Regions from separate parts of the Homo sapiens genome. Here all the other regions are linked to region 5. Evidence: chromatin contacts called from ENCODE Hi-C or POLR2A ChIA-PET data. All regions are on one chromosome and are shown on one strand. Each heading gives the region's core, a stretch centred on a gene start or an enhancer-like site at or near the end of the contact. The rest is flanking DNA. Distances are from core to core; before and after follow the strand shown. Region 1 has its middle 12 kb from the start of HDHD5-AS1. Region 2 holds the start of CECR3 (cat eye syndrome chromosome region, candidate 3). Region 3 overlaps MICAL3 (microtubule associated monooxygenase, calponin and LIM domain containing 3). Region 4 overlaps MICAL3 (microtubule associated monooxygenase, calponin and LIM domain containing 3). Region 5 holds the start of ATP6V1E1 (ATPase H+ transporting V1 subunit E1). Region 6 has its middle 38 kb from the start of CECR3.

Evidence for each region. Hi-C counts contacts between places; a loop is a spot of excess contacts on that map. ChIA-PET counts read pairs that join two places held with the same protein, here RNA polymerase II (POLR2A). Pooled maps may share reads with other maps.
Region 1: a map of heart right ventricle shows a loop between it and region 5 (4-fold over the local background). The contact joins the enhancer-like site here to the promoter of ATP6V1E1 in region 5. A Hi-C loop is called at or near these places in 13 of 168 maps with a recorded cell type or tissue (CD4-positive, alpha-beta T cell, Right ventricle myocardium inferior, aorta and 8 more), 5 of 37 single-sample maps with no recorded cell type and 28 of 50 pooled maps. POLR2A ChIA-PET finds 5 or more read pairs at or near these places in 4 of 52 experiments (GM12878, Panc1, activated B cell and 1 more).
Region 2: a loop to region 5 is called in a pooled map, with 2.3 times the contacts of the local background. The contact joins the promoter of CECR3 here to the promoter of ATP6V1E1 in region 5. A Hi-C loop is called at or near these places in 1 of 168 maps with a recorded cell type or tissue (B cell), 5 of 37 single-sample maps with no recorded cell type and 8 of 50 pooled maps. POLR2A ChIA-PET finds 5 or more read pairs at or near these places in 2 of 52 experiments (A673 and H1).
Region 3: a pooled map shows a loop between it and region 5 (3-fold over the local background). The contact joins the enhancer-like site here to the promoter of ATP6V1E1 in region 5. A Hi-C loop is called at or near these places in 2 of 50 pooled maps. POLR2A ChIA-PET finds 5 or more read pairs at or near these places in 4 of 52 experiments (HCT116, PC-9, SK-N-SH and 1 more).
Region 4: a loop to region 5 is called in a pooled map, with 4 times the contacts of the local background. The contact joins the enhancer-like site here to the promoter of ATP6V1E1 in region 5. A Hi-C loop is called at or near these places in 1 of 168 maps with a recorded cell type or tissue (naive thymus-derived CD4-positive, alpha-beta T cell) and 13 of 50 pooled maps. POLR2A ChIA-PET finds 5 or more read pairs at or near these places in 3 of 52 experiments (activated CD4-positive, alpha-beta T cell, activated CD4-positive, alpha-beta memory T cell and naive thymus-derived CD4-positive, alpha-beta T cell).
Region 6: a pooled map shows a loop between it and region 5 (4-fold over the local background). The contact joins the enhancer-like site here to the promoter of ATP6V1E1 in region 5. A Hi-C loop is called at or near these places in 5 of 50 pooled maps. POLR2A ChIA-PET finds 5 or more read pairs at or near these places in 2 of 52 experiments (H1 and WTC11).

What each region holds. Positions count from the first base shown.
Region 1 is chr22:17,169,271-17,172,930 of GRCh38, reverse strand. No RefSeq gene overlaps it. Among named protein-coding and RNA genes, the nearest start is that of HDHD5-AS1, 12 kb to the right of the region's middle. RefSeq lists a silencer at 985-1,414 and an enhancer at 1,265-1,766. Within about 2 kb of position 1,275, at least 38 of the 41 ENCODE cell types and tissues checked have a DNase peak (open chromatin) inside an H3K27ac peak, as active enhancers do; they include GM12878, Panc1, ascending aorta and 3 more, where a contact is called at or near this core.
Region 2 is chr22:17,264,970-17,268,545 of GRCh38, reverse strand. CECR3 (cat eye syndrome chromosome region, candidate 3) reads left to right here and starts at 1,813. Exons shown (of 3, transcript NR_038398.2): 1 at 1,813-2,023. RefSeq lists an enhancer at 3,364-3,576.
Region 3 is chr22:17,962,511-17,966,234 of GRCh38, reverse strand. The region is part of intron 1 of MICAL3 (microtubule associated monooxygenase, calponin and LIM domain containing 3); the gene reads left to right. Among named protein-coding and RNA genes, the nearest start is that of MIR648, 17 kb to the left of the region's middle. Within about 2 kb of position 1,439, at least 3 of the 41 ENCODE cell types and tissues checked have a DNase peak (open chromatin) inside an H3K27ac peak, as active enhancers do.
Region 4 is chr22:17,995,274-17,999,239 of GRCh38, reverse strand. The region is part of intron 1 of MICAL3 (microtubule associated monooxygenase, calponin and LIM domain containing 3); the gene reads left to right. Among named protein-coding and RNA genes, the nearest start is that of MIR648, 16 kb to the right of the region's middle. RefSeq lists an enhancer at 2,600-2,799. Within about 2 kb of position 2,604, at least 5 of the 41 ENCODE cell types and tissues checked have a DNase peak (open chromatin) inside an H3K27ac peak, as active enhancers do.
Region 5 is chr22:17,627,192-17,631,168 of GRCh38, reverse strand. It overlaps ATP6V1E1 (ATPase H+ transporting V1 subunit E1), which reads left to right and starts at 2,420. Exons shown (of 9, transcript NM_001696.4): 1 at 2,420-2,566. The coding sequence starts at 2,534. It also overlaps a transcript of BCL2L13 not described here. RefSeq lists enhancers at 2,295-2,464, 2,406-2,495, 2,576-2,725.
Region 6 is chr22:17,302,655-17,306,316 of GRCh38, reverse strand. No RefSeq gene overlaps it. Among named protein-coding and RNA genes, the nearest start is that of CECR3, 38 kb to the right of the region's middle. RefSeq lists enhancers at 2,092-2,361, 2,432-2,551. Within about 2 kb of position 2,021, at least 3 of the 41 ENCODE cell types and tissues checked have a DNase peak (open chromatin) inside an H3K27ac peak, as active enhancers do.

The DNA.
Region 1 (3,660 bases), core at 26-2,525, 460 kb after region 5:
TTTATTGTTTTGAGACAGGGTCTCACTGCCCAGCCTGGAGGGCAGTGCTGTGATCATAGCTCACTATAATCTTGAACTCCTGGGCTCAAGGGACCCTCCCGCCTCAGCCTGCCTCTCCAGTAGTTGGGACGACAGACGCGCACCACCACGCCCGGCTGTTTAATAGAGATGGGGGTCTCCTTTTGTTGCCCAGGATAGTATTGAACTCATGGCCTCACGTGATTCTCCTGCCTGTATCTCCCAAGGCACTGGGATTACAGGCCAGAGCCACCTTGCCAGGCCAGTATGTTACTTTAAATAGCAGTCATCCTAAAAATAGCTTACCCTCCTCTGTCCTTCCCTGCCTGGAAAGGGTGTAAAAATAACATTTGGGGGCTGTAAATGCTGTCTAGATCTCTGGAGCTAGGTAGGTGCAGAGGTGTGATTTGGGTTTGGCTGTGCTCCGAAAAAACCGGGGCCGAGCTGCTGGTTTTGAATTTGTCCAGGCTTTTTAGCCAATAGCCTCTTCCTCCGCCGGGAAGGGGTGGGACCCAGCCTTCCAAAACACCTTTGCTGAGGAACCGTGCAAAGACCTTGGATGAGGGCCCCAGCTCAGCCAGGCCTCCCTGAAGCGAAGCCAGCCCGGGGTGGGGACTGGTGGAGGGACTAGAGTTTCTTAGATTCACAGAATAGCAGAGCTGGGAGAGGCCTAAAGACCATCTTATCTACGCGTTTGTGTTTCTGATGACTGATTAAGGCCCAGAGAGGGTCAGTAACTCTTCCAGGTCGCACAGTGGGTGACAGTAGGTATGTGCTCGTCCTGGGACACAGAGCTGTTTTCTTCGCTTGTCTGGAGTGGGTTTCGGGGGTCGGCACTTGCCTCCCAGTGAGCTCCCGGCGCCTGCCAGTCCTGGCTGAGTGGGATCGGTCGGCCTCCACCCCTAATCTCCCCCGCTGCAGAGCCAAAGCACACCGGCCTCCAGGGGGCGCCGCCTCCGGGACGCGCCGACTCTCCCGAGCCCTGCTCTCTCTGGCCGGGGTCAGCCCCGGAAACAGCTTCAGTTTCCTGTCCCTTCCTCCCTGGGAGCAAGGATGTAGGCGCCCAGACCCCGCCCGCGGGCTCCCTTCGTCCGGCGTCCCTAGCGGCCCGCCCGGTCCCGCCGCCCCGCGGCTTGCGGATGGCTGCGGCCCCCCGGGCCCCGGGTGGCTGCGGTGGCGGGGAAACGGCAGAACGCAGGCGGCGATTCGCTGGGGACGGCGGCCGGAGGGAGGCGATGGCCCCAGGCTCGGCGCACCTGTGGAACTGCGCGGGCGGCGCGGCGCTGCTGCCCCCTGCCGGCCGCGCCCGGGCCCACTCCCGTGTCCACCCCGGCCCGGGTGCCCTCGGAGTCCCTCGCGTCACTGTGGGCAGCGCCAAGCTACGGCTTCCCATGGCAGAGCGGGGTGGGGCCGCGGGACGGCACAGAGCTCCCCTGCCGCGAATACGCCGGTTTAGTTGCTTCCCACAGATCACACATGGTCTCGCCTGTCCGCAGGGTCCCCTCCCGGCCTCAAGCCCCTGCCAGGCAGCATCGGCCGCTGGTGACCTTGGGTCATCCTGGCCTCTATGCATTTAGAGTAGACGCCGGGTGGTGGCGGCGCCTGTAGTCCCGCATTCTGGGAGGCCCAGGCGGGGCGCTAGAGCCCAGGAGTTCTAGACCAGCCTGGGGAAAACAGCGAGACTCTGTCTCTTCAAAACAAAACAAAAACAAACAAACAAAAAAGGGTAGAGCCCATAGTACAGGATGAGAGAGTAGTGCCGTAATGAATTTTAAATTTTAATTACATTTAAAATTAAAATGAATCTATATACAATCACATTTCAAAAATTCAAAAAGTATGAAAAGGAACACATTCGAAAGGCTTCTATCCACCTCTGTTTTCCACTGTCCTCTTTCCCATCCCACCCATTCTCCCACCAGGCTTAGTTTCTTGTGTTTCTTTATGCAAAATAAACAAAAGCAAATATATATATTTTTTCCTGCTCTCATATAAAAGGCAGCACAGTATCCACACTGTTCTGAACTCTTTTTTTTTTTTTTTGAGACAGGGTCTCACTCTGTTCCCCAGACTGGAGTGCAGTGGCACAATCTCAACTCACTGCAGCCTCCACCTCCTGGGTTCAGGCTATTCTCCTGCCTCATCTGGACCACAGGCGCACACCACCATGCCCGGCTAATTTTGTATTATTATTTTTTTCGAGATGGAGTCTTGCTCTGTCGCCCACAGATGGAGTGCAATGGTGCGATCTCGGCTCACTGCAACCCCTGCCTCCCGGGTTCAAGCAATTATCCTGCCTCAGCCCCCCGAGTAGCTGGGATTACAGGTGTGCGCCACCACACCTGGCTAATTTTTGTATTTTTAGTAGGGACGGGGTTTCACCATGTTGACTAGGCTGGTCTTGAACTCCTGACCTCATGATCTGCCCACCTCGGCCTCCCAAAGTGCTGGGATTACAGGCGTGAGCCACCACGCCCTCCCTAATTTTTTTATTTTTATTTTTTATTTTTTTGAGATGAAGTCTTTGCTCTTGTCACCCAGGCTGGAGTGCAATGGCACCATCTTGGCTCACTGCAACCTCTGCCTTCCAGGTTCAAGCAATTCTCCTGCCTCAGCCTCCCAAGTAGCTGGGATTACAAATGCACACCACCACGCCCGGCTAATTTTTGTATTTTTAGTAGGCCAGGCTGGTCTCGAACTCCTGACCTCAGGTGATCCAGCCACCTCCCAAAGTGCTGGGATTATAGGCATGAGCCAACGTGCCCAGCGAATTTTTGTATTTTAGTAGAGACGGGGTCTCACCATGTTGTCCAGGCTGGTCTTGAACTCCTGACCTCAAGTGATCTGCCTGCCTCAGCCTCCCAAAGTGCCGGGATTACAGGCCTGAGCCACTGCGCCCCGCCTGGATCTCAAGTCTTGATAAGATTTAGGATTGATTCTTTCAGCAGGACTACTTAACAGGTGGTGTGCCTTCCAATTTGCATCCCAACCGTATTAGGGTTCTCCAGAGAGACAGAACCTATAGCATGCAGGTAGGTAGGTAGGTAGATAGATAGATAGATAGATAGATAGATAGATAGATAGATAGATAGATAGATAGAGATAGGAGACAGACAGATAGATGAGAAGGGATTTATTAGGTGAATTGGCTCCACGTGATTATGGAGGCCTGAGAAGTCCTACGACAGGCCGCCTGGAGACCTGGGGCTGCTGGGAGCATGGCTCAGTTCAAATCTGAAAGCCTCTGAACCAGGGGAGCTGAAGGTGTGACTCAGTCTGAGACTGAAGGCCTGAGAACCTGGGGGGCTGCTGGTGCAAGTCCCAGCATCTAAAGGTCAAGACCCTTAGACTTCTGATGTCCAAGGGCAGGAGAAGAAGGCTGTCCCAGCTCCAGGAGAGAGACAGCAAATTTGCCCTTCCTCTGCCTTTTTGTCCTACCGAGGCTCCCAGCTGATTGGATGGTACCCTCCCATATTGACAGGGCGTCTTCCCCACTCAGCCTACCAACTCATACGCCAGTCTCCTCTGGAAGCAGCCTCACAAGACACTGCTTTACCAGCTATCTAGGTGTCCCTCAATCCAGTCAAGTTGACTCCAAAAAGTAACCATCAAATACAATGAAGTGCAGCCAGTCAAAGGCTG
Region 2 (3,576 bases), core at 564-3,063, 360 kb after region 5:
GCTTGGTGGAATGGGAGAGTACTTTTCAAAGTTACAGTTACATAGAAAAGTTAAAATCACAGCACTATTGCATATCTGAGTGCCAAGAATTACGTTTGTCTTGCTGCAGGTGAGGGAAATGAGGTCACTTCTCAAGAAGTTTGCATTTTCTGAGAAAATGTGGACACAATGGAAAAGCCAAGGCATAAAACCATACACCTGAGAAGGCTGAAGCAAATTGCTCCAGGACTTACAGCACAGTGGGTACGTGTTCCGCAGGTGAGAGGCAGCCTCTGCAGAGGCTGACAAGTCCTTTTTGGATGACACTGTGACTCAGCCCTCATATTCCCCTCTCCAGGGCGATGATCCACCTGGTGCTGTGGCTGCTGAGATTCTAGTCATCCTACTCGCTCTAGGCTGGTGTGATTCTTTTGTTTGTTTGTTTGTTTGAGATAAGTCTCGCTCTGACGCCCAGGCTGGAATGCAATGGTTTGATCTCAGCTCACTGCAGCCTCTGCCTTCCGGGTCCAAGCGATTCTTGTGCCTCAGGCTCCTGAGTACTGGGACTATAGGCGCCCAACAACACAACTGGCTAATTTTTGAATTTTTAGTAGAGACGGGTTTCACCATATTGGCCAGGCTGGTTTCGAACTCCTGACCTCAAGTGATCCGCCCACCTCGGCCTCCCCAAGTCCTGGGACTACAGACCTGAGCCACTGCGCCTGGCCTAGACTGGTGTCATTCTGACATTTCCAGGCCACGAAGCAGTCCCAGACTCAGCAGCCCTGGGCATCTGCCGTAGCCCTGTTGTATGATCTGCTCTGCCACTCATGAGGCATGACTCACCCTCCTACCCTCTCCGAGCCTCAGTTTACTCATTTAAATCTCAAAGCCTCCACAGATAATTGGGAAATGAAAGGAAAATCGTGTAAGTATGAATACCTTCCACAGATAGCGGGATCTCATTAATACTAGTTTTCCCCTTTCCATACCTCCCAGCAAAGAAAAGTTGGTAACTGCAGGCCTCTGAACTAGTGCCCCACATCGGAGATACCGGCCACTTCTTACTGAACATTTGCCTGTGTCTACTATAAGGATATAAGATCATCTCAACCTCCCAAGAAGCCGATATTAGCACCCCCATTTTTGCAGCTAAAGAAACTTAGGTGCAGAAAAATGAAATAGCATATTCAAGGTCACAGAATGACCTGGGGCAGAGCTACAGTCTAGACCCCCATCTGTCTGATATAAACCCCATTCTATGAACCCTCAACATTGCTACTCCCCTTCCAACGCCACTGGAGCAGAAAGCTCCAAAACTGGGTGAAGCACATACAGCTCTATAGCAGGCAACCCCATTCCTGTGTTCCACCTAGTGAAGAACCAGGAGGTTGTGCATGACCAAGGTGGTTCAGGGTGAAGGTCAGGGGCTGGCTGAAAATGGAAGGCATCTCAGGCTGGGTCTTTGACTGTGATTATGTCAGGGTTGGGGCTGAAATATTGTGAGTGGTAACTGAGGTTTCAACCTCTTCCCTAGGAAAGAGTGGGGGTGGGGTGGTGAAGCTGGTTAATTGAGATGGGAGGGTTGGGGTGGGGGCAGGCAGAGCCTTCCAAGGCCTTCAGATCCGGTGCTGTTACCGTAAACAAGTGCAACCCTCAGCTCCCTGGAGGGCCTGGGGAGCAAATGCGTGCATCCCTGCTTCGTTCCCAGCAGCTGTTCACTGGAGGACGCAGCCTGCCATCCCCAGCCGACCTCCTCCACAGCCTTCCCCAGCCCCCAGATCAAGCCTCAGGAAGTGGCGCTGCTGAGAATCTCTCCTCCAGCCCTGCCTCCTGCCGAGAGTGTCTTCAGCGCCAGCATTTCCTGGCCTAATTAAGCTGGGTAATGAGTAGCTAAGAGGAGGGGATAAAAGCCCTAGGCGGCTTAGAGCTGGGACAGTTTATGACAGGGGCGTCTGCAGCTGGTGACATTCCTAGGAAAATTATTTCTCATAACCCTGGGAAGTTGCATGCTGTTTCCTTAGCAGCAGAGTAAGCCTCAAAGGTGAGCATGGGGAACACTGCATCTTAAGGGGGCCTGACTGGAGGGTCCTAAAGGTGACAGGTGGGGGGTGCCATGTGTCTGTAGGACTGATCAGAGCTGCAGAGCAGCTACAGGCCACCCGGGCTAATGCCCTTAGCTTAGTCCGAGGCCGGGGCATCCGTGGTGGCCACGTGACTCCCCAGGGCTTGGGTTTTGTGTTTCTTCTGAATGATAGGACTCTGCACAGCATGCAGTTTCTAAGACCGTATCCTTTCAGGGAAGGAAATCTGAGCTAGAGGCTCTGATCCTGACTCCTCCGCAGCCCACTATTAAGGGTGTGAAAATTGTGTTTTGGAAAATATCAGGTGCCCCAGCAGCCAGGAGTGGGTAGAAGAGCTCTCAGACAGGGGCCCTGGGGGAAAGGGGAAGGTGGGCACCAGGCGCTCTGGACACCAGGGCCCGCCCTTCCAGAGACACTCAGGAGCCCAGCGTTGATTATCCCCACTCCCACTCTGCAGCCACAGCCTCAGCCCCCAAATTCTCCTTCTTTGGCACTCAGTTTTGTTTGTTTGTTTTTTGTGTCAGTTCTGTTTGTTTTTGTTTTCTTCAGTCACCTTGCACTCCTTCCTTAGTTGGCCAGGGAACTTCGTGCTGTATGGGGTGGAGCAGGGCAAGGCCCAGGCTCTGGAGCTCGGCCCATCCCCACGTCTCTGAGTGAACTTGGGAGATCAGGTGACCTCTCAGCCATGGTTTTCCCATTTGTAGAATGAAGGCATTAGTGATGTCTAGTGTCCAGTATGTTATGAACCGCAACCTCCACTTGGCCTGTGAGTGGCGAGCGAGGCTGAAATTGGGCCATGTTTCCCAGACCTTTCAAATTAGGTTACCCAGTTTCACCCAAGAACATTTTTGCCCCAATTATCCTGTAAAGCAGAGTCATAGCTAGTGAGTATGTATTTTATTATTATTATTACTGTTATTATTAGAAACAGGGTCTCATTCTGTCATCCAGGCTGGAATGCCATGGTGTGAACATGGTTCGACCTCCCGGGCCCAAGCAATCCTCCCACCTCAGCCACCCGAATGGCTGGGACCACAGACACGTCACCACACCCAGCTAATTTTTGGTATTTTTTGTAGAGACTGGGTTTCACCATGCTGCCCAGGCTGGTCTCAAACTCTTGGGCCCAAGCGATCCTCCTGCCTTTGCCTCCCAAAGTGCTGGGATTACAAGCGTGAGTCACTTCGCCTGGCTGAATACCTGTTTTTGATGATGGAAGGGCCCATTCTCCTGCACTCTTGTAATCAATATTTGTTCTTTTCCAATTTTCTAAACAAGACCTGTCTGGTGCAATGTCCTCCGAGCCCCGCTTCCTCCACGGCTGGAGCCGGGAGCGGCAGGGAATGTGTGGGCATTCCGTCTTTCCTTCTGATCGCCGCCCTTCACCCTCTGCCCTTGGCTGTTCCCACAGTCCCATCTATTCCCCTGGCCTCCTGCTTGTCTCTCTAAACGAGGAGTGAGTATGCAGATCACAAATAACCTGGTGTTTCCGTTTTTCCCTCTGGCGGTGGTT
Region 3 (3,724 bases), core at 190-2,689, 340 kb before region 5:
TGGGATGAAGCTGGGTGGCCAGAGTCAGGGACTGGAAATTCGATGGGAGGCATGAAGCAGTGGATGATAAGGAAACGTGTGTGGTTGTCAAGCAGGATGTGGCAGGATGAGGGTTCTGTCTGAGAATGATGAAGCTGGCAGCAGATGGCAGATCCTGCATGGCATGGAGTTACCTCCGACTCCTCTCTAGTTCATGTGTGTTGACTCTTCATTGCCTGTGTGCCCTGTGGCCCAGTATTATTTCTTCTGGTCCTGGGAACAGCTGTCTACATGGAAGTCCCACGGTGGTTGGTCCCGTGGTGGTTGGTCAGACCACCCTCGAGTGCAGTGTAGTGAAAAGGCATAGAATGTGGAGGTTGGAGACCTGGATTTTTGACTCCTGGCTTTATAGCTTACTAGTTGGACAAGTGATCTGACCTTTCTTAATTCTATTTTCCCCCTTATCTGTAACTTGCAGATAATTATAACTACTTACAGGGTGGTTTCTGGATTAAGATGATAGCAGATATCAGTAGAGAGGCTACTTAGTGTTCACGGTTCCAGGCTTCCTGGGATCAGGTGTCAGCTCTTACTGTGTGACTTGGGGCAAGTTACGTAGCCTCTCTGTCTCCTTTTTCTTGTCTATCACATGAGGCTGATCGCTGTATTAAATACTTAACTCACAGTGACAATCAGTATATCAGTAGTAAGTGATGAATACACTATAGCTGCAGTTATTCCTGGGGGCCTCATCTTCATCAGCACCATTATTTCAGTCCTTGGGATGAATGGAGTCAGTGCTTTCTCTAAGGTAGGAGACCAAAGCATGAAGACTCTCTGATGTGTGGTAAGAAATGGTCTCTAATCATTGTGTTAGTGACATGCCTTCAGGACCTCTCTTAAGCATTGAAATTATAGGCACCCTTGTGCCAGTTCCAGGGTCTTTTAGGGGTTCCGGGTATTATTGCAATCCTGTAAAAAGTCATTGCTTTCTGATACAGAAGGACTCTCGCAAGCACAGCCATTCTCAGGCACAGAAATAGTTCCCTTCCTTTTTTTTTTTTTTTTTTTTGGAGACGGGGTCTCACTGTGTTGCCCAGGCTGGTCTCAAACTCTCTTCTTTTTAAATAGAAGGGGAAGGAGGGAAAGGAGAGCAGCGGATGCATGGATTTCCTTTGGCCCAGTTTCCTCCCTCTGTCAGAGGACTTCCTACCGCAGGGAGTGGGAGACACCTGGGGGCAGGCCCGCACCTGCTCTGTGCCCTTTCAGCGATGGCGTTTCTGTTTTGGAGTGTTTGCTTTCCCCTTTTCCCAGACCTCCACCGCGCTTCAGTTTAGCAGTGCGCTTACGGTCAGCAGTGCCATGCGGCTGCTGCTTCTGAAAACCCCCAGCCCTCCTGAACCAGCCAGTGTCCCAGCTGAGCAATTCGGGGTTTTTGTTTTGCTTTGTTTTTTAAAACAAAACTCAAAATCATTGGACCTTATCCTCTGTAGTTGAAGTGAGAGTTACTTTCTGAGGACTGGCTTGTACCAGAAACCAGCTGGTTTTAAGTTGCTGCAGATCTTTAAAGGGACAGCTTATTTGTGGACCAGATTTCCCTACTCACAGAAACTTTCTGTCAGAGGGTTCTAGTGTGGAGGTGGGTTACAGATGGCAGAAATGCCCGAGTTTGATTTTAAATTTTTAATCTTCACGTAGGGTCCAAGTCCTGTGGAGCTAATCTCTGACATCCCCACCCTTGCCCTGTTAGGGTTGGTCAGTGATACATGTGGACGTGTGCTGTGTGCGCAGATAGTGACAGGACCCAAAAGCAGATCATCACATAAGAGTCAGGGCTGTTCGCTGGGGCCTGTGGCGTTGGCAGCAGTGTCCTCAGCCAGCAGCTACTGTGTACATGGCTGGGAGACGGGGCTTTGCATATTTGGCCTCAATCATATAAGGTAAGAATGTGAGGAGAGGGATGTGAGGGAAGAGCCTGGTGCTGTGGAATGCAGGGACAGAGGGCAACAGCAGGCTGGCCTTCTTCCTCTTGAGCTGAGGAGAGGCAGATTTTTTGGGTCTTGATTGGCTCTTTTCTTCATTCTTGTTAGAACACGGAATTCCAGCTCCAGTAGTAACACCATTTTGAATCCTTTGTTTGTAATGTCCTGGAGACTGAGATTAGGAAGCAAACCAACCTTTGTCTGCCTTTGGGGAAGGCCCAGAAGGAAGTCTCTCTGTTATTACCTTAATGGTACCAATTAGTTGGTAACCAATAATGGTTGTTATTGCCATTGTGTTACAAAATTTGCGAGGGTCTCAGATTGTACTGTGTATTATAAATGCAGCAAGAGTAGGGACCACGTCCTTAAAATATGTCCCCACGACCTTGTGCCTATTTGACCCTCAGCTGGTAGCCTGATGGGTAAAGCGGCTCCTTGTCTGCACCAGGGCATCTTACCTTGCAAGGCAATGATCGGCCTGTGGGATTCATGTGGGTGTGGAGTAGGAGGAGACACAGAAGCGACCCTCCTGGCTGGATCAGCATGGGTAGCTGTGTCTTCAGTGAGGCCTGACTATTATCCACTTGCGAAGTTTGTGGTGACTCCTATGGCTTATGGAGCACGTTGATGGGGTGCGGGCTCACAGGAAGAGTCTCACCTCAGTGCCAAGGGGTGTCAGAGATGCTCACTGCCCTCCTCTCCTTGGGGTTGCATGGAGGCAGGATGGCGCTTGGCCGTGGCAGGGTAAGGAACCGGCGACGGAGGCCCATCACGTGTTCACAGCTCTCCTGCGTCAGTGCTTGGGAGATAGGGACTGTCAGGTCCTTAGCCCGCATTTATGTGAAGGCAAGGGGAGCAAAATCATTGTCATTAAAGAATGGAGATGGCTGTCATTTCATCTCACGCCATGGGTGTCCCTAACAGTCTTCCTTTAAACATCCTGTGTCCAGCTTGGGCAACATGTTGAAACCCTGTCTCTACAAAAATACAGAAATTAGCCAGGCGTGATGACACATGCCTGTAGTCCCAGCTACTTGGGAGGCTGAGGTGGGAGGACCACTTGAGCCTGGGAGGCGGCGGGTGCAGCGAGCTGAGATCACCCCACTGCACTACAGTCTGGGCGACAGAGTGAGACCCGTTTCAAAAATAAGTAAGTAAATCTGTGTCTAGGAAGGTTGTAGCTGAAGTTAAATTATTGATTGGAATAGAAGTGTTTCTCGCTGGCTAGGTGTGGTGGCTCACACCTCTAATCTCAGCACTTTGGGAGGCTGAGGCAGGAAGATTGCTTGAAGGTAGGAGTTCGTGACTGCCTGGGCAACATAGTGAGACCCTGTCTCTAAAATTTTTTAAAAAAAAATTTAGCTGGGCATGGTGGTGTGCTCCTGAGGCTAAGGCAGGAGGATCCCTTGAGGCCAGGAGTTCAAAACCAACCTGGGCACCTACAGAAAAACAAGTGTTTGTCACCTTCCTGCCCTTTCACAGGATACAGATAAGAAGGGAGTAACACCAGCAGCTGGTTTTTATGCCGCCCTGTGTAGCTCATTTGCTTCATTTCTGTTCAAAGGGTCCTTGGAAATTGCTTATTCCTAGCACCTAAAACTACACCTGCCATAGTTAGTGCTCCAAATTTGTCGAATAATTTTCCCTTTTTAAATTCTGGTTCCCACTGCTGCAGTTCTAACCCATCCCCTTTTTTCTTGTGCTCGAGCACCCCTGGATGTGGCCTGGCCGCAGTTCCATCTTCCTTGATGCTACCCTCCTGG
Region 4 (3,966 bases), core at 1,355-3,854, 370 kb before region 5:
CATTCAGTACAGAAGAGCAGAGGGTCAAAGGGGACCCTTTCCTGCATCTGTCGAGTAGTCCTGCAGGTGAGGATTTTGGTTGTCGTTGGTTTCACATGTCCAGGTGGAACCAGATGAATTACCTAATTTCTCCTGGCACTGGCTTCTGGGAAGTGGCCCAGATGGTCGAAGCCTGACCATTGGCAGAGTGCTAGCTTTGCTGGGCCGTGCCTCTGAACTGGGATCTGCTAGGAGCAGCCATTTGCCTTCTCCGTCTTGTAGCAGGTTCCATGTGAACAGACGAAAAGGGCATCAAATCTAATGTTCTAGAAAAAATAAGAGCCATCATTGGCTTATTTATGTTCCATAATATTATGGGGCCTGGCATTTTAATAATAATTATGCTCTGGGCCCGGCGCGGTGGCTCACACCTGTAATCCCAGCACTTTGGGAGGCCAGGCGGGCGGATCACGAGGTCAGGAGTTCAAGACCAGCCTGGCCAACGTGGTGAAACCCTGTTTGTACTAAAAATACCAGCTGGGCGTGGTGGTGCGCGCCTGTAATCCCAGCTACTGGGGAGGCTGAGGCAGGAGAATTGCTTAACCGGGAATTGGGAGGTGGAGGTTGCAGTGAGCCAAGATCACGCCACTGCTCTCCAGCCTGGGATACAGAGCGAGACTTCATCTCAAAAAAAAAATAATAATAATAATAATTATTATTATTATTATGCTCTGGATTTACTACTTAGTTGCTTTTTACTTGAGGAAGTGAAAGCTTTTTCATGACCTGTTATCTCATTGATTCTTAATTGTCTCTGAAGTCGTTAAAGTTTAATAGAGTCTATTATTCCCATTTTATAGGCAAAGAAATGGAGGTAACATGATTTGCTTTAAGTTGCAAATGAGTTGGTCCCTGAACTGGGATTTGAATTGGGTTCTTCTTCTTCTTCTTTTTTTGAGACGGAGTCTCTTGCTCTGTCGCGCCCAGTCTGGAGTGCAATGGCGCAGTCTTGGCTCATGCACTCTGCCTCCTGGGTTCGAGCGATTCTTCTGCCTCAGCCTCTCAAGTAGCTGGGACTACAGGCACCTGCCACCACGCCCTGCTAATTTTTTGTATTTTTTAGTAGAGACAGGGTTTCACCGTGTTGGTCAGGCTGGTCTCGAACTCCTGACCTCAGGTGATTCACCCTCCTTGGCCTTCCAAAGTGCTGAGATTACAGGCGTAAGCCACCACACCCGGCCCAGGTTTTCCTTCTTAAGTTTCACTTCACTGAGACCTTTAGGGGGAAAAAATCCACACATCTTTTTCTTTTTTCTTTTCTTTTTTTTTTTTGGAAGCGGAAGGACTTAAAGATACCAGATCATTGTGCTTTTCTGATGACTAGGTAGTGGATGATAGTTAACATTTATTGAGTGTTTATCTGCAGGAATCTGTGCTAGGTGCTGCATAGACATTACCTCATTTATTCCTCACAACAACATTCAAGGTAGAACTTATCATCCCCAGTTTTACGGATGACAAGGTTTTGTGAGGTCCTAGGTCAAGGGAGTGATAGTGAGTGACAAAGCCTTGACTGAAAGCAGGGCTGGGTTCAATCCTGGGCTTTCTGATTCCAGAGTGTGTGCTCCTCCTAACCCGTGTGCTAACGGGCCTTAGGGATGACTAATGGGCAGGCCTGAGAGCCCTGACGCCTGCTGCTGCCACCACCCCAGGTCTGATGGGAGGTGGGGTTGGACGGGCTTTATGTTCTATTGCAGTACAATTTTCACATTCTGGTCTTTTCCTTTGCTAGAAGCATTCATCTAGCCAGGTGGGGGGTCATTACTTTAGAAAAAATAATCAGAGCTGAGAAAACGTCTGCATTTGCAGAGAATGAAGTATTTAATAAGACCAGATGGGCCGGGCGCAGTGGCTCATGCCTGTAATACCAACACTTTGGGAGGTTGAGGTGGGCAGATTGCTTGAGCCCAGTAGTTTGAGAGCAGACTGGGCAACATAGCTAAACCCCATCTCTACAAAAAGTACAAAAATTAGCTGGGCGTGGTGGTGTGTACCTGTGGTCCCAGCTACTCTGGAGGCTGAGGTGGGAGGATTGCCTGCGCTCAGGAGGCCGAGGTTGCAGTGAGCTGAGATCACACCACTGCACTCCAGCACTCCAGCCTGGGTGACAGAGCAAGACTCTGTCTCAAAAAAAAAAAAAAAAAAAAAAAGACTAGATGGGGAGATGAGGGACAGAGAGAATCAAAGAGAATCAAAGTGGTTTGTGGACAGAGGAAATGAGTGATACTCTGACCCAGAGGCCATCTTTAGTGTCCAGGCCATTTTGCTTGAGCTGCTGGTGAAACTGTGAAACTGGAGGCATGGCACTTGGGCTAAAGTCTGTGCGGTGAATAAGGCCCTCAGTTTCTGCTTTAGGTGGCAGAGCTGAAAATCTGATTCCTTTTTGGTCTTTAGCTTCCGGTGTACTTCAATGCAGTACATTGTGGGCGTGGTGGGGATGTGGTTCAGAAATTTACCTAAACTCTGTGGACTTCCCCCTCTCTCCAGCCACGCACTCTGTCATCTTTGGTTCCAGTCTTTAGAATTCAGCTCGGATCCCCTGGGTGATGGGTGGTGTCAGACACTCAGGTGCTTGGATTGCCCCGGTGGAGAGAACAGCATCCTGCCCCCATGGGCTTCAGTTGTACGTGACTTGCTGTTTTCTTGGAGGTGGGCTTTAGTCATCTCTAGCTATAAAGACACAAAAAAACTGGGAAGAATGACCAGGAAACTGTCACCCCAAGCCTTGCAGTTGATTGCATTTTTTTTTTTTTTTCTGAGATGGAGTCTTGCTCTGTGGGCCAGGCTGGAGTGCAGTGGCACGACCTCGGCTCACTGCAAGCTCCGCCTCCCGGGTTCACACCATTCTCCTGCCTCAGCCTCCCGAGTAGCTGGGACTACAGGCACCTGCCACCATGCCCGGCTAATTTTCTGTATTTTTTTTTTAGTAGAGACAAGGTTTCACCGTGTTAGCCAGGATGGTCTCGATCTCCTGACCTTGTGATCCACTGGCCTCGGCCTCCCAAAGTGTTGGGATTACAGGTGTGAGCCACTGTGCCCAGCCTTTTTTTTTTTTTTTTTTTTTTTAAATTGAGACAGCATCTCACTCTGCCACCTAGGCTGGAGTGCAGTGGTGCGATCATGGTTCACTGCAACCTTGACTGCCTGAGTAGTTGAGACTACAGGCGTGCACCACCAAGCCTGGCTAATTTTTAAAATTTTTTGTAGAGATGGGGTTTTGCCACATTGTCCAGGCTGGTCTAGAGCTCCTGGGCTCGAACAATTTGCCTGCCTCAGCCTCTCAAAGTGCTGGGATTACAGGTGTGAGCCACCATGCCTGGCCCCATTGACTTTTTCTCATTGGTGAGTTCAACAGAGGAGAGATGATTGCCGCAGTTTTAAAAAAGAAAAGAGGCCAGGTGTGGTGGGTCATGCCTGTAATCCCAGCCCTTTGAGAGGCCGAGGTGGGCAGATCACCTGAGGTGAGGAGTTCCAGACCAGCCTGGCCAACATGGTGAAACTCTGTCTCTACAAAAAAAATACAAAAAATAGCCAGGTGTGGGTGTTGCACACTTGTATTCCCAGCTACTCAGGAGGATGAGGTAGGTGGATCATTTGAGCCTGGGAGGCCAAGGCTGCAGTGAGCGGAGATCGCACCACTGCATTCCAGCCTTGGTGATAGAGCAAGACCCTACTGTCCCAAAAAAAAAAAAAAAAAAAAAAAAAAAAATTAAAGAAAAGGCTGGGTGCAATGTCTCACGTCTGTAATCCCAGCACTTTGAGAGGCTGGGCCAAGGTAGGAGTATTGCTTGAGGCCAGGAGTTTGAGACCAGCCTGCGCAACATAGTGAGACCCTGTCTCTACAAAAATTTTAAAAATTAGCCGGGCATGGTGGTGTACACCTATAGTCGCAGCTGCTCAGAAGGCTGAGGTGGGAGGATCACTTGA
Region 5 (3,977 bases), core at 1,171-3,670:
GCCGAGTTTGCACCACTGCACTCCAGCATGAGCGACACTCTTCTGTCTCAAAAAAAAAAAAAATTGAGTGATTTTCTACAACTGGCCTATATTCTTCAAAATGTCACTATCAAGAAAGATAAGTCTGAGGAAACTCTTCCATATTAAAGGAGACTAAAAAGACATGATCACTAATGCAGTAAGTGACCCTGGATCCAATCCAGGTTATAAAGGTTATAAAGTAAGGTTATAAGAAGGTTATAAAAGGTTAAAAAGTAAGGTTATTAAAAAAAGGTTATGGCTGGGCGCGGTGGCTCACGTCTGTAATCCCAGCACTTTGGGAGGTGGAGGCAGGCAGATCACCTGAGGTCGGGAGTTCAAGACCACCCTGGCCAATGTGTTGAAACCCCATCTCTACTAAAAATGCAAAAATTAGCTGGGCGTGGTGGCAGATGCCTGTAATCTCAGCTACTGGGGAGGCTGAGGCAGGAGAATCAATTGAACCCGGGAGGCGGAGGTTGTGGTGAGCCGAGATTCTGCCACTGCACTCTAGCCTGGGCAACAGAGCGAGACTCCATCTCAAAAAAAAAAAAAAAAAGAAAAGAAAAAGAAGGCCGGGTGCAGTGGCTCACACCTGTAATCCCAGCACTCTCGGAGGCCGAGGCAGGTGGATCACGAGGTCAGCAGTTCAAGACCAGCCTGGCCAACACAGTGAAACCTCATCTCTACTAAAAATACAAAAATTAGCCATGCATGGTGGCAGGCACCTGTAATCCCAGCTGCTTGGGAGGCTGAGGGAGGAGAATCACTTGATCCCGGGAGGCAGAGGTTGTAGTGAGCTGACACCATGCCGTTGCACTGCAGCCTGGGCGACAGAGTGAGACTCTGTCTCAAAAAAAAAAGAAAGGGTTATAAAGTACATTGATGGATTGATGGGACAAAGGAATTTGTTTTTTTTTTTTTTGTTTTTTTGAGACGGAGTCTCACTCTTATTGCCCAGGCTGGAGTGCAGTGGCACGATCTTGGCTCACCGCAACCTCTGCTCCTGGGTTGAAGCAATTCTCCTGCCTCAGCCTCTCCAGTGGCTGGGATTACAGGCACACACCACCACGCCTGTTAATTTTGTATTTTTAGTAGAGACTGGGGTTTCTCCATGTTGGTCAGGCTGGTCTCGAAATCCCGACCTCAGGTGATCTGCCCACCTCAGCCTCCCAAAGTGGTGGGATTACAGGCGTGAGACACCGCGCCTGGCCCGGGACAAAGGAAATTAATGTTCAGCCTAGTAAACTAAATTTCCTGAATTTGCTACATCCTCGTTCTTATGACACACTAAAATAGGAAGTGTGTGTGTGTGTGTGTGTGTGTGTGTGTATGAAAATAAAGTGTTAATGTACATGTAGCAAAATGTTAACAATTGTTGAATCTAGGTGAAGGGAGGTCAATGCAGTATTCTTACAAGTTACTATATCTCAAATTTCTTCAAGATAAAAAGCTAATAAAAATGGTGGGTAACCATAGCACAGTAAAAAGAAAAAAGTGGGTGTACCATTTGACCTCTTATTCTACTATTAGGAGTCAGTCTATCCTAAAGATAAAGGAATTTTCAAAAGTTTTTGCCTTTGGGATTTTGGGGAAAAAAACGGGCTTGAGGTAAATCCAAATAAAAACAAATGAGCCTGGGGGGATTTCTGTCCTAATATTCCTCTAAATGGGACCTGGGAAGGCTTTTGAAAAATATATAGGCTATCTCAGAAAAGTTCCAAATAAATTATGTAGCTGCTCCACCCTAATAAGGAAGTTGAGCATAGCTTCCCACTCCCTAGGTGTGGGCTTTGTATAGTGGCTTCCTTCCTAAGACTACAGTATGGAAAGGGGGTTAAAAAAGGTAACTTCAGAGTGGAGAAACCTACAAACCCTACACTTTATTCAGGTAATCAAGGTTGACATGAATAGTCAGAAATCATGTATCCCCCTTTTTTTTTTCTTTTGGTAGAGACGGGGTTCCTCTATGTTGTCCAGCCTGGTCTCGAACTTGAGGTCAAGCGATACACCCGCCTTGGTCTCCCAAAGTCTCCGGATTGCAGGCGTGAGCCACCACGCCCGGCCAACAATCATGTACCCCTAAGCCCATAACCCTGTGTAATTATGCGAAAAATTCCAATAAAGGCACATTCTCCAATATACCTAACCAGTACTCCTCAAAACAGCCCGACTAATTTCAGATAGAGGAACTCCTTATCTTTTCTTCCTCCTACCCAAGATCCCAGTTTAGGAAAAAAATACCGGTCAGGTCACGAGTCAGCGACGTAGAAGGACCCGAGGACGCGCCCACAGGCCGGGACAGGGCGGGACTTCCTGGGCGTCGCTCTCTTCCCATTGGCTGAGAAGGGTCATGAGGATGAACTGTGCAGTCACCTGGCAGGAACCGGAACCCGCGGTTATAAAGTAAAGGAACCCGAGATCTGCGCAGGGGTTCCCTTTGCCGATTTCTCTCACCTCACCTTTCAAACCTAAACTCGAGCCTACTGTTCACCGGCCTAGCATTGCTCTCGCCATGGCTCTCAGCGATGCTGACGTGCAAAAGCAGGTGAGGGGCTTGGTTGGGTCTTACGAAGCCGCGGCGGCAGTCCCGGGGAGTGGGCTGGAGCCCGCCTAGGGAAGGCCGCGGGCCTTGAGCCGCCCAGATGCCGCAGGAAGGTCCCTTGCTCCAAGTCACCAGATCCAAGAGGTCGGCCTGAGGACGGAGATTTGCCCCGCAGCTCATGTGACTTTTGCTCGGGTCTTGGGCACTGCCCGCTTGCCTGCGCGCTGCCTTCTTGAACGCCCTGGCTCTTTGCCTCCCACCTCAGCATTCCCTGTTTTCCAAGGGTATTCACTGTGCCTAGTCGGACAGAGATCTGTGCAAGGATTGAAAACAGCCTTGTGGCCAGGGGCAGTGGCTCACGCCTGTAATCCCAGTATTTTGGGAGGCCGAGGCGGCCGGATCACCTGAGGTCAGGAGTCCGAGACTAGCCTGGCCAAAATGGTGAAACCCCGGTCTCTACTAAAAATAGAAAATTAGCCGGACGTGGTGGCGCGCGCCTGTAATCCCAGCTACTCGGGAAGCTGAACCCGGAGGCGGAGGTTGCAGTTAGCCGAGATCGCGCCTTTGCACTCCAGCATGGGCGACAGGGCGAGACTCCCTCTGGAAAAAGAAAAAAAAAAAACAAACCAGCCTTGTCACTTTTTTTTTTTTTAACCCTGAGGGAAATGCTTAAGGCTATATGATAGGAAACAGTGCGGAGGGAAGAGACCTGCTTCCAACCAGTGTTTTGACAAGGTCGTTCACTTTATGAACTGTGTTTTTTTCTTTTTTTCTTTTTTTTTTTTTTGAGACGGAGTCTCACTCTGTCGCCCAGGCTGGAGTGCAAGGGCGCGATCTCGGCTCACTGCAACCTCCGCCCCGGGTTCAAGTGATTCTCCTGCCTCAGCCTCCCTAGAAGCTGGGATTACAGACTCGCGCCCCAAGCCCGGCTAATTTTTGTATTTTTTTTAGTAGAGGCAGGGTCTCACCATATTGGCCTGGCTGGTCTTGAACTCCTGACCTCAGGTGATCTTCCCACCTGGGCCTCCCAAAGTGCTGGGATTACAGGCATGAGCCAACGCGCCAGGCCTGTATGTACTGTTAATCTTCATTTTGGGGAAGTCCCCTCTATCATAATGGATTGTAATGATTGGTCTCCCACTAATGTGTGTGTTAACATTTGTGAGATACAGGCTGGGGCCGGGCATGGTGGCTCACGTCTGTAATACCAGCACTTTGGGAGGCTGAGGAGGGCGGATCACCTGAGGTCAGGAGTTCGAGACGAGCCTGGCCAGCATGGTGAAACCCCATCTCTATTAAAAATACAAAAAATTAGCCGGGCATGGTGGCGGGCGCCTGTAGTCCCAGCTACTCGGGAGGCTGAGGCAGGAGAATGGCGTGAACCCGGGAGGCCGAGCGACCCTGGGCGGCAGAG
Region 6 (3,662 bases), core at 772-3,271, 320 kb after region 5:
CTGAGGCAGGAGAATCGCTTGAACCTGGGAGGCAGAGGTTGCAGTGAGCTGAGATCACGCCACTGTACTCCAGCCTGGGCGACAAAGTGAGACTCTGTCTCAAAAACAACAACAACAACAAAAATGAAGAGTAATGAGACTGTCACCCAGAAACTGCTCTTTCACTTCAAAGTTAGAAAACAAACAAACAACAAACAAAAACTTCAGGTCTGGGCACGGTGGCTCACACCTGTAATCCCAGCACTTTTGGAGGCCTAGTCAGGAGGATCACTTGAGGTCAGGAGTTTGAGACCAGTCTGGCCAACATGGCGAAACTCCATCTCTACCAAAAAATACAAAAAAAAAAAAAAAATAGCTGGGTGTGATGGCGGGCACCTGTAGTCCCAGCTCCTTGGGAGGCTGAGGCACGAGAATCACTTGAACCCGGGAGTCAGAGGTTGCAGTGAGCCAAGACTGTGCCACTACACTCCAGCCTGGGTGACAGAGTGAGACTCTGTCTCAACAACAACAACAACTTAAAATGCAAACAAACAAATAAAATACCCATTGGGTCAGACACTTCTCAGCCCCTTTTATATATTTTTTCTTTTCTTACATACTAGAGTGTTCCCCGAGAAAACTAAGAGTAACTGCTAAACCCTTCTTAATGCACAAATCTCCTCACCCTTTCTAATTAAAACTTTGAGCTTCCTAATAATAGGCCCCATAAGTTAAAGTGTCCAGAATTCTTAATCAGAGGCAGAGGCTGGTAAATTATTAGAAGTCATCTTGTTTCTCTTCCAGACATTTGGCCTTTGAAGATGATACCAGACTGTTATCTGAACAAGCAAAAAGCCCCAAAAACAATTAACGTGGTTCCAAGGGGATGATCAAATGCTAGGAGCAGGGAAGAGATCAACCTGACAGGGTAGAAGAAACTTAAGTCAGAGAAAAGGGGAGCCTCCCTGGCTGCCTCATTCTCCCTAGCTTCTCCTGTTCTCCGAAAGTAGCATGCCAGCTTGCCTTGGCAGGGTGGTGCTGGGAGGGCCTGAGAGCTGTGCACTTGAGCACTGGGCTCCGCAGTGGGGACTGGAGAGGCCTCCAGGGGACCATGATGCACTGTGCCTCTCAGGTAGTTCAGTAAGCATTTTCCTTAGAATTGAGCTCAACAATCTTAAAAAGTAATGCAATTATTATAAAAATATTAAGCTGTCAGGTGTGGTGGCTCACACCTGTAATCCCAGCACTTCGGGAGGCCGAGGCAGGTGGATCACTTGAGACCAGCCTGACTGACATGGTGAAACCTGTCTCTACTAAAAATACAAAAATTAGCCAGGCGTGGTGGTGCGTGCCTGTAATCCCAGCTTCCCAGGAGGCTGAGGCATGAGAATCGCTTGAACCCGGGAGGCAGAGGCTGCAGTGAGCCGAGATTGCAGCACTGCACTCCAGCCTGGGCGACAGAGCCAGACTCTGTTCACCCCACCTCAAAAAAAAAAAAAAAAAAGAAAGGCAAGGTATTTAGGTTCAAGATACTGTGACAGCTGCAGCTACTACCTACAACCGTGGTACATTCTACACTTGGGTCTTTCTGGCTTGGCACAAAGATTTGCGAAAATGACCCACTCTCTGAAAAATCATACAAAATGCCCCCAGTTTCGTTTTGATAGACTCGGGTTGTGTGCTAGTGCAGGGCACTCCTTGGCCTGGTGGAGGCTACTGGGATAAAGACAGGCACAGCCCTTGCCTCCAGGGCTTTCAGGTCAGTGGATTAAACAGCCTTGTCAGTGACGCAGTCCAATAGCAAGAGGATGAATGTCAGTCAGTGCCAAGCACAGGGTAAAACAGCACACCGAAGCAGCCTGGAGGAAGGAAGGGCCATGTCCACTACCAGGCTTGGAAGCATAAGTAGGATGTAGGCAGGCAGGAGTGGCTGGGGGATCCGCTGGGGAACAGCCACAAAGGCACAGAGTGCCAGAGAAGCCCGGGAGCCTCCAGGAGTCAGCAGCGGCCTGGGGACGAGAGGACGATTAGGACAGGTGACCATCACGGCCGTTCCTGGGTAACGAAGAACCCTCCTGTCCTGCTGGGACAAGGGGGGATGGGAGCTGGAAATGGCCACAGCCAGAGCAGCCAGGCTCTCCCATGATCATGAAGTCAGAGCCAAGCACACAGAGAGATCACAGTTTCTCCATGTCGAAGGGAAAGAGGCTGAAGAAGAAACCTCATCTACTCATGATGAAATACCCTTCACCCCTAACGTAGGCGTCAGCACTAGGAAAGTCCCTTACGCCGATGCTTCCTGTGGTTCCATTCTCACCACAATGTACCCACCTGCAGCCTGCGGGCCCACTTGTCCTCACTACCCCATGCTCTGCTCCAGCCTGTTTGGTCGGGAACCACATTTCCCCATCTCCCATGCTTTCTGGCTGTTGGGGGCACTGCAGAAGACTGGAGTGTGGGAGCCAGGAGGAAGGCAGGGTGTTCCTCCTCCTGCAAGGGCCCCATGTCGTGCAAAGGCAGTGTCTCCTGCACAGTTCCATCTCTAGTTGGACATCATCTCCCTTCCTGGTCCCAGCTTCCCTCATCACCTCCACCCACTAACACGGAACCCTGTCTTCAGGAGCCCGGCAACGTCATCTCCTACTGTGTCTTCCTAACCCTAGGAGTAGCAACGGCTTCCTGCGCTGTAAGTCCCTCAGCACCTGTGGAACCAGCTTGCTGCACTGGAGTGCCGATTTTCCTGGCTGAACACAAACTGATACGATGGAGAATACTGCTGCGGGAGGCGTGTCTTTGTCATATTATTCTTTGCTTAAAAAGTCAAGCGGGCCGCGTGTGGTGGCTCACGCCTCTAATCCCAGCACTTTGGGAGGCCAAGGCGGGTGGATCACCTGAGGCCGGGAGTTCAAGACCAGCCTGACCAACATGGAGAAACCCCATCTCTACTAAAAATACAAAATTAGCCGGGCGTTGTGGCGCATGCCTGTAATCACAGCTACTCAGGAGGCTGAGGCAGGAGAATCACTTGAACCTGGGAGGCAGAGGTTGTGGTGAGCCAAGATCATGCCATTGCACTCCAGCCTGGGCAATAAGAGGGAAATTCCATCTCAAAAAAAAAAAAAAGTCAAGTGAATTGTGCATTGTATCCCATAAATTATCTGTATTTGTCCCAACATGAAAACAATGTTCCCTGCAAATCTTGGCATGAATTTGAAGCTCTCTAAAGGTGCCCCCATGTGTTCTGTGGCACCATTGCCCACAGCTTAGTGTACTGACAGAATCGTCCCCTGTAGCCATTGACTATCGGTACTAATCAACTGGGGCTGCTATCATAAAATACCACAGACCTGGGGGCTTAAACAACAGAAATGTATTTGCTCAAAGTTCTGGAGGCTGGAAGTCCAAGATCAAGATGTTGGCAAGGTTGGTTTCTCCTGAGGCCTCTCTCCTTGGTGTGCAGAAGGCCGCCTCTGGCTGTGTCCTCACATGGCCTTTCCTCTTTGTGTGCACTCCTGCTGTCTCTTCTCTTCTTCTTACAAAGACACCCATTGTATTAGATTAGGGCTCCATCCTTAGAACCTCATTTAATCCTTTTTTTTTTTTTTTTTTTTTTTGGAGATGGAGTTTTGCTCTTGTCCCTAGGCTGGAGTACAATGACATGATCTTGGCTCACTGCAGCTCCC